Linked DNA regions of Homo sapiens: region 2 is linked to region 1. Evidence: chromatin contacts called from ENCODE Hi-C or POLR2A ChIA-PET data. All regions are on one chromosome and are shown on one strand. The core of a region is the stretch at or near the end of the contact, and the rest is flanking DNA. Distances in the headings are between cores, read along the strand shown. Region 1 has its middle 25 kb from the start of SLC60A1. Region 2 overlaps NUCKS1 (nuclear casein kinase and cyclin dependent kinase substrate 1).

The links. Hi-C counts contacts between places; a loop is a spot of excess contacts on that map. ChIA-PET counts read pairs that join two places held with the same protein, here RNA polymerase II (POLR2A). Pooled maps may share reads with other maps.
Region 2: a pooled map shows a loop between it and region 1 (2.3-fold over the local background). The contact joins two enhancer-like sites. A Hi-C loop is called at or near these places in 2 of 168 maps with a recorded cell type or tissue (CD14-positive monocyte and endothelial cell of umbilical vein), 1 of 37 single-sample maps with no recorded cell type and 4 of 50 pooled maps. POLR2A ChIA-PET finds 5 or more read pairs at or near these places in 4 of 52 experiments (MCF 10A, SK-N-SH, activated CD4-positive, alpha-beta T cell and 1 more).

Annotation. Positions count from the first base shown.
Region 1 is chr1:205,542,433-205,546,171 of GRCh38, forward strand. No RefSeq gene overlaps it. Among named protein-coding and RNA genes, the nearest start is that of SLC60A1, 25 kb to the right of the region's middle. RefSeq lists silencers at 969-1,018, 1,119-1,248 and an enhancer at 1,109-1,403. Within about 2 kb of position 1,404, at least 22 of the 41 ENCODE cell types and tissues checked have a DNase peak (open chromatin) inside an H3K27ac peak, as active enhancers do.
Region 2 is chr1:205,709,897-205,713,735 of GRCh38, forward strand. NUCKS1 (nuclear casein kinase and cyclin dependent kinase substrate 1) reads right to left here. Exons shown (of 7, transcript NM_022731.5): 7 at 2,926-3,839. Among named protein-coding and RNA genes, the nearest start is that of SLC45A3, 31 kb to the left of the region's middle. Within about 2 kb of position 1,380, at least 3 of the 41 ENCODE cell types and tissues checked have a DNase peak (open chromatin) inside an H3K27ac peak, as active enhancers do.

The DNA.
Region 1 (3,739 bases), core at 154-2,653:
TCATCATGTTGCCCAGGCTGGTCTTGAACTCCTTAGCTCAGGCAATCCGCCCACCTTGGCATGCTGCTCTCAGCGCACACAATGGGCATGGGAGAACAATGACGAGGAGAAAAACATCCCGCCCGCGCGTCCATGGGCTCACATCCTCCTTTCCCAAAGTGAAAGGATTACAGGCATGAGCCACCGCACCCAGCTTAGTCTACACTCTTGTATCTAGGTTTTCAGTGTCTAAGTCTCTTTCTTGGGTTTAAGTTGTAAGCTGCCTGGGATGAAAAGCGCCATGCCTTCTAATTCCTGGCTGTGACCTCCCCCAGTGGCTTTGTCAGAGGAATGACACCACCTGGTGACCAAGTATTTTTTTAAATAATTATTTGGGTTTTTGTTTGTTTGTTTTTATTTATTTTTTGAGATGGAGTTTCACTCTTGTTGCCTAGGCTGGAATGCAATGGCACAATCTCGGCTCACTGTAACCTCCGCCTCCCAGGTTCAAGCAATTCTCCTGCCTCAGCCTCCCAAGTAGCTGGGATTACAGGTGCATGTCACCATGCCTGACTAATTTTGCATTTTTAGTAGAAACGGGGTTTCACCATGTTGGTCAGCCTGGTCTCGAACTCCTGACCTCAAGTAATCCACCTGCCTCAACCTCCCAAAATGCTGGGATTACAGGCGTGAGCCACCGCGCCTGGCTAATGTTTTTAATAATTATGAAAATGCTTTCACGCCCAGTAGCCCTTGTTGCCTCACCTTCTGTGAGGGAAACAGAGCATGCACGATTTCCCCATTTCAGTGGATGGGGAAACTGAGGCTTTGGGATTTTGAACTCCTTGCACATGGGAGGTTAAGTGGCAACACTTGGCCTCCTACCAGGCACACCCCTGCCCCAACGCTGTGCACCGTAGGTCAGTAACTCTGAACTGTTTTGTTTGCCAGCTCAGGTTTTAATCCGTTTCAGCATCGGGCCGTGAGCAGTGGCCGCGGGGCTAGCAGGAGAGCCAGAATAAGCAGATTTGGCTTCTAATCTGACTCACCCAACTGGTTCAGAATGCAGCCAAACCGGGGAAATTTGGGTGAGCTCCTCCTCTTCCCCTCCCTCACTTGCTCTCGCAGTTGTCCTCTAGCACCTCTCTCTATCCCTCCCTCCCCGTCCCCCCGCCCCACTCCCCCAGCTCTGGGAGCGCATGCGGGGGCGGGGTCCTAGGAGGATGTGAGCCCATGGACACGCGGGCGGGATGTTTTTCTCCTCGTCATTGTTCTCCCATGCCCATTGTGTGCGCTGAGAGCAGCACGTCACCAAGTCGCCTGGCAGGCTCTCAGCAGAGCTGGGGAATGTTTCCGGAGTGGACTAATCCATTATGAATGGCCGAAACTTTTTAAAAGCTCTGGCGTTTCTTTGCATGGCCAGACTGGGAGAGCCAAAGAGAAGGAAGGATTTGGAAACTCCTGGCTTTGAGGCTACAGGTCCCAGGGACCTTGGCAGACCCGTGGTTTGCCAAGAGGGCCTTTCAGACTGGGCCTGCCACCCAGTGAGGGATCTAGGAATGTCACGTGGAGGGGAAATGGCAGGTGGGGCCGTGGATGGAGGGCTCAGCTGGAGGTGTGGAAGGAGTCAAAATTGTATTATTTTTTGTTTACAACACCTGACCCCAACTTGGGACTTGGGATGGCTCACACCTGAGTATGGGAAAGGACCTAGTCACCTTTGAAAGCTTCACTGAGCTCCCCCCAGAGGAAATGGAAAGTCAGAATTGTTTTGAAGTGGGTCAGTGTTTGCCAGTGGGTGAGTAATGCTCAGTGCTCCCAGCTCTTTCCTCCCAGAGAAAGCATTCCTCTATGCATCCCTCTCTTTACCACTAGGCTGGGGGTGCCATCTCTCCGAGGTGCCCAGTGCTTTGCGTACATTTCTTCATTGTTTGATTGGTCTTGTGAGAATCAACTCACAGCAAGACCAATAAGCTTGTGTAGTAACCTATTTCTTTAGATGAGGAAACTGAGTTTCACAGAGACTGAGATTGCTCCAGACCACGCAGCTACTTTGTGGCAGAGCTGGGACTGGAACCCAGGTCTGTGACACTCCAAAGTCCATGTTCTGCGACAGAATTTCTCAAGCATTCAGGTGCATAAGTGATGGCTGGGGTGCCAGCCGAGAGTGCAGATTTCTGGGCGCTGTCCCCTCTTCCTCATCCTAATTCAACAAATCAGAGTTGGGGGCAGGAATCTGCATTTTTGACAAATAACAGGTGATTCGGAAGCGGTTGGGGCAAGGTTGAGAAACACTGACTTGGGGCTCTGTTGTTGTTGTTATTGCTTGAGACAGAGTCTTGCTCTGTCGCCCAGGCTGGAGTGCAGTGGCACGATCTTGGCCCATTGCAACCTCCACCTCCCAGGTTCAAGCAGTTCTCCTGCCCCAGCCTCCCAGTTAGCTGGGATTACAGACGTGTGCTACCACGCCTGGCTAATTTTTTTTTATTCTCCAATTTAAAACTTTTAATTAAAAAGTAAACTTCAATGTCAAAAATGCAAACTTGGGGAGGGCAGAAGTATCACCCACAAGGCTGTCACTTCACACTTGGAGGGTTGCACAGCGGCCAGGCAGAGGCACTCCTCACATCCCAGATGGTGGGCGGCGGCCGGGCAGAGGTGCTCCTCACTTCCCAGACAGGGTGGCGGCCAGAAAGAGGCACTCCTCACTTCCCAGACAGGGCGGCGGCCAGAGAGAGGTGCTCCTCACTTGACACGTGGCTAATTTTTGTATTTTTAGTAGGGATGGGGTTTCACCATGTTGAGCAGGCTGGTCTTGAACTCCTGACCTCAGGTGATCCCGCTGCCTCAGCTTCCAAAGTGCTAAGATTACAGGCGTGAGCCACCACGCCCACCCAGGGCTCTGTTTTATGACGTCAGCCAAAAGAGCAGCAACCTGGTCTGAAAACAGGCGCAGGCTAGGGCCCTGCTGAGCCCTCAAGGGGCGGCCCTCTCCCCTCACTCCGCCTTCACCTATAGAGTGAAACCCAAGAGAAGTAGCCCCATCTCTCAGAAGGCAAAGGACCCATCTTCTGCCTAGAAAATCTCCCATTGCACTTTATAACATTTTCAACCCCCAGAGAGAAACCTGAACCACACCGGAACATTTAGTCATCCCTCAGAGGTTTATGGGCCCCTTGCCATGAGTAGGGGTTGGGACAGATACCACTCAGATGGGTGTAAAGCAGGTTTCTCAGAGATGGGTGCATCAGGACCCTCCTGCTTCAGAATTATCTGAGGGTCTGCTAAGAATGCAGAGTCCTGGGCCCTACCCCAGACCTCCAAAGTCAGAATCCCTGGAGGATGAACTCTGGGAATCTGCATTTTAAATACTCTCCTCAAGCAATTCTGTAGCAAGTAGACGTTTGAGAAGTGGTTTCCTGAGAGTCTGGGAAGGAAAGAAACTGGAAACGCTGTAGCTTTGGGTCCTGCGGGTTAAAGACCACAGTAAGACACCCAAACTACATTTGTCAGCCGGGAATCCCTGGAGTGCAGCTGTGGATTTGTGAAAGGAGAGCTGCACATGGCACGTGGAGGTCTGGGTTTGAATCCTGGCTTGGCTACTCTGTGATTCTGGACCAGTGACTTAATCTCACGGAGCTCAATTCCTCACATGCCAAATGGGATACTCTAGTCCACCTCCCAGCATCACCATGAGGACCTAGTGAGCATGCCGCAGCTCCGAATGAACAGCGCGGGCTTGTGCTGCCAGGAGCTCATT
Region 2 (3,839 bases), core at 130-2,629, 170 kb after region 1:
GCTGGGATTATAGGTGCATGCCACTATACACAGCTAACTTGTTTATTTTGTTTTTGTAGAGACAGGATCTCACTGTTTTCCAGGCTGGTATGAACTCCTGGCCTCAAGCAATCCTCCTGCCTCAGCTTCTGAAAATGTTGAGATTACAGGTGTGAGCCACTGCACCTTATTTTTTGTTAATTATATTACTACACACGTTCAGTTCTTTATGGATGAGACACTTCTTACCAGATAACCAATCAGCTAGGGTTACCAAATTGGTAGTTATCATATCCTAAAATTTAGGCTATCATTTTTCTTGGATCAATGACTTTCTATCTCCTTCAGAGCCTTACTTTACCCATCTACCCTAATCTCTTATAATCAGGAGAGCCCTGACTACATATAGACTGTGTATTTGTGTTTCTTCCCAAGATGGAAAAAGTATAACTATTACACACATTGCTTTGTACATCAGCCAAGGAGGTGGTCTTACACATTCTAATAAAAGGGTTTGTGTATTCAACTTAATAGCTAAAACATTACCAATAATAATATATATGTGTACTCTTCCTTGATCAACCTGTTCCTTAAAGTTAGATTTTTAAACAAATCCCTTCTGGGTGCCAGCTTACTGCTAAATCAAGGCAAACAATTATTTCCAACATTTTGTTATCATAGTTTAAAGTAATTATTTGCTTTATTAGGATGGGAACTCTGGCTGTACCCTCTCACTCCCTGACCCCAGAATTAACACAGCATTTATTTCACAATATTTGTGCAGGGTTTACTATTGAACCAGGGGGCACACCCATGAATAATACTGATTTCTCTTGGTGGTGACCCAGCCAAAGCATGTCAAAATGAGTACCTATCTATTCTAGTAAGATAATGGAGGAAAAGAGAAGCAAGTCATCAAGATAAAGGAACACAAACTACCATATTACCTTGAAAACAAATCTAAGTATTTGTTGTGTGTGAACACATATCAGTGCTGATTGTACAAGAAACAAGGCTTTTGAGCTGGAAGGCAATTTCAAAGACAACACCTGTTTCAAAATAGGGCAAAGAGTTCACAGCTGCATTTTGAAATTTCAGTCTGCACTTCTATTTCGGGATGTTATCCACATAGGCTTAGGAGATATAAAGAGGGAACAACACAAGAAGACAGATGTGCATGAATCAAGAAATTCTATTTCCTATTTAAAATTCAGAAAAGATTGCTGCTACATACATTAGGATGTTAACTGGGTACACTGATCACAGGGCTTCGATAACCCAAGTAAGTGGCAAGGTGTTGATACACTTGCAGAATATCAACTGAGCCTAGCCGACAGTATCTAAAAATGTCCTGAGCCTAGTCTGATAGTATCTAAAAATGAGATGGGGAGAGCAAGCATTCCACTACCTATGGAGGACAAACACTGCCCTCTACTGGCAGACTGTAACTGCTATACAGTCAACATGACGAACATTTTCCTCAACAGTCACTATCATGAGACATAATCAGAAAATAAAAGCTTTTAAATAATTTGAGGCTTTGTGTCTAGGGGTCACCAGGATTTTCAAGCAAACCGAAGTATTCAATGAGAAATCTCCTTACTCATTGAAGTTTCCGACTTTCCCCATTAAATCTTTGATGTAACTCATTGGACTGGTTCAAGTATCACTGTTACTGGGAGATGTGAGAGAACAGCAAAATGCTCAAAAGCTCAATACCAGGAAGAAGGCTTAAGGGACCCATGTATACCAAAGGGAGCTGGCTTTAGAACGAACAACTGTGATAACTTAAAGCACACAGCACTGATTCAAACCCTTGTTGTACTACATACTAGCTACATCAGGTACCACATAAAACCTCATCTTACCTGAACCAGGTTATTCTTTACAATATTGGAAGAACAAACACTTGCCGATCTCACAGTTGTTGGAAAAATTAAATGAGGTAATATGTGTTGCACAACTACAGTGTAGTACTGTATACCGATGTTCATGGATAGGAGTCTAGGTAGCTCCAAGTGTGTTTTAACCTCTCTTCATCTGTTTATCCACTTGTTGGTTTTTGAAATCCTTTAAATCAGACTGCATTTCTTCAGCACTGTCCTGAAACATAAAATTGTCTATGTTATCCATAAAATACTTAAGGATTATGAGGAAAAGTAGATGGTTAATGCTCATCCAAATTCAACTTTAACCTGAGACAACTCATTATATTAAGAAATAAATGTATGTGGGCAGTGTGCCTGCACCTGTAATCTGAGCTACTGGGGGAGCTGAAGCAGGAGGATCCCTTGAGTCCAGGAATTTGAGACCAGCCCAGGCAACATAGCAAGACTCTCATATCTCCGAAAAAGAATAAAATGGCCGGGAGGGGTGGCTCACGCCTATAATCCTAGAACTTTGGGAGGCCGAGGTGGGCAGATCACTTGAGATCAGGAGTTCAAGACCAGCCTGGCCAACATAGTGAAACCCCGTCTGTACTAAAAATACAAAAATTAGCCAGGTGTGGTGGTGTATGCCTGTAATCCCAGCTACTTGGGAGGCTGAGGCAGGAGAATCACTTGAACCCGGGAGGTGGAGTTTGCAGTGAGCTGAGATCATGTCATTGCACTCCAGCCTGGGCGACAAGAGCAAGACTCCATCTCAAAAAAAAAAAAAAAAAAAAGAAAGAAAGAAATTTAAAAAGTTAGCTAGTCACTGACGGATAACAGGATGCACAAAGCATTTAATTTCAAAGCCAAATTTGCATTTCAATTATAGTATTTGGCTGACAAGGCAAGTATGTAAACAAGAGGAAAAGTTAAAAAGAAAAAAGCCCTAATAGCTACAATATCAGCCCAGTTCTAAAGAGGGATCTTGTACCACATTGTCCACCTAACAAGTAATCTTTAATTCAAAATTCAGCGTAGTTCTTATGGGTATTTGGAATTGAATGCAAGTGTGTTCTGTGAGTATAAACATTATCTTTTATTATATATGATTGTTAAACTTTGCTTTCCACAACACTTCATAACCTTGGATGTAAACATGAGAAAAAATGCTAATTAAGAATCCTTACGCACCCAGTCCAGTGCTCCCTTAATTAATCAAACTGGTAAGTCTACTGCTTCTTGATTCCATCCTGAGGTATTAACTTTTGAACCAAGACATGTTTATCTTTTACCAACAACAGGGATGGTCACTGTTAAAGTTTCTAAATAATTTATTAGGGAAATAAGTTCCCACAAAGTCAGGCTGAACTGGGAGCTGATTAACAAAGCTGTGTAAGTTAGTGTGTTTGCTTTAAGGTATTACAAGAAGTACACAGAGCACACATCTGGGTTATAAAAGCCCTTTTATAAAGCCATTTTTAAACAAAACAAAAAAAAAGTTTACAAAAGAAAAAAAGATACAGAAAAAGAATAACTTGCTTCATATGTCCCAAAAAGAGAAAAAAATAAAGGGGACAATGCCAACATGCTCAACAATAAAGGCTTCTTTTTCTTATTTTTTTAATACAAAATACAAGCAAAGGATACACATACTTAAAACAGAGCTCAGGAGCAGACACGCAGTCCTGGAAACCCTTCAATAAAAGCAAAGCAGGAGTTTGTTTTTTCTTTGTCTATGCAGATACATACAGAGACTGGGATATGTAAAAATTAAGTATCACAAAAGACCATCACACGATTCTACCAATGCATGTTGCATCTGTAATTCACGAACATGGTCAACAAAATCATGTTCACTTCAACCCCATTTCATTTAAATTAAAGAAAAAAACCTTTTAAATAAAGTGGTTACATTCAAACTTTAACTTCCTTAGTACCATGCTGCAGATTTCAGCACTGTTAAGGTATTGCAAGAATGCCCAACCCTCT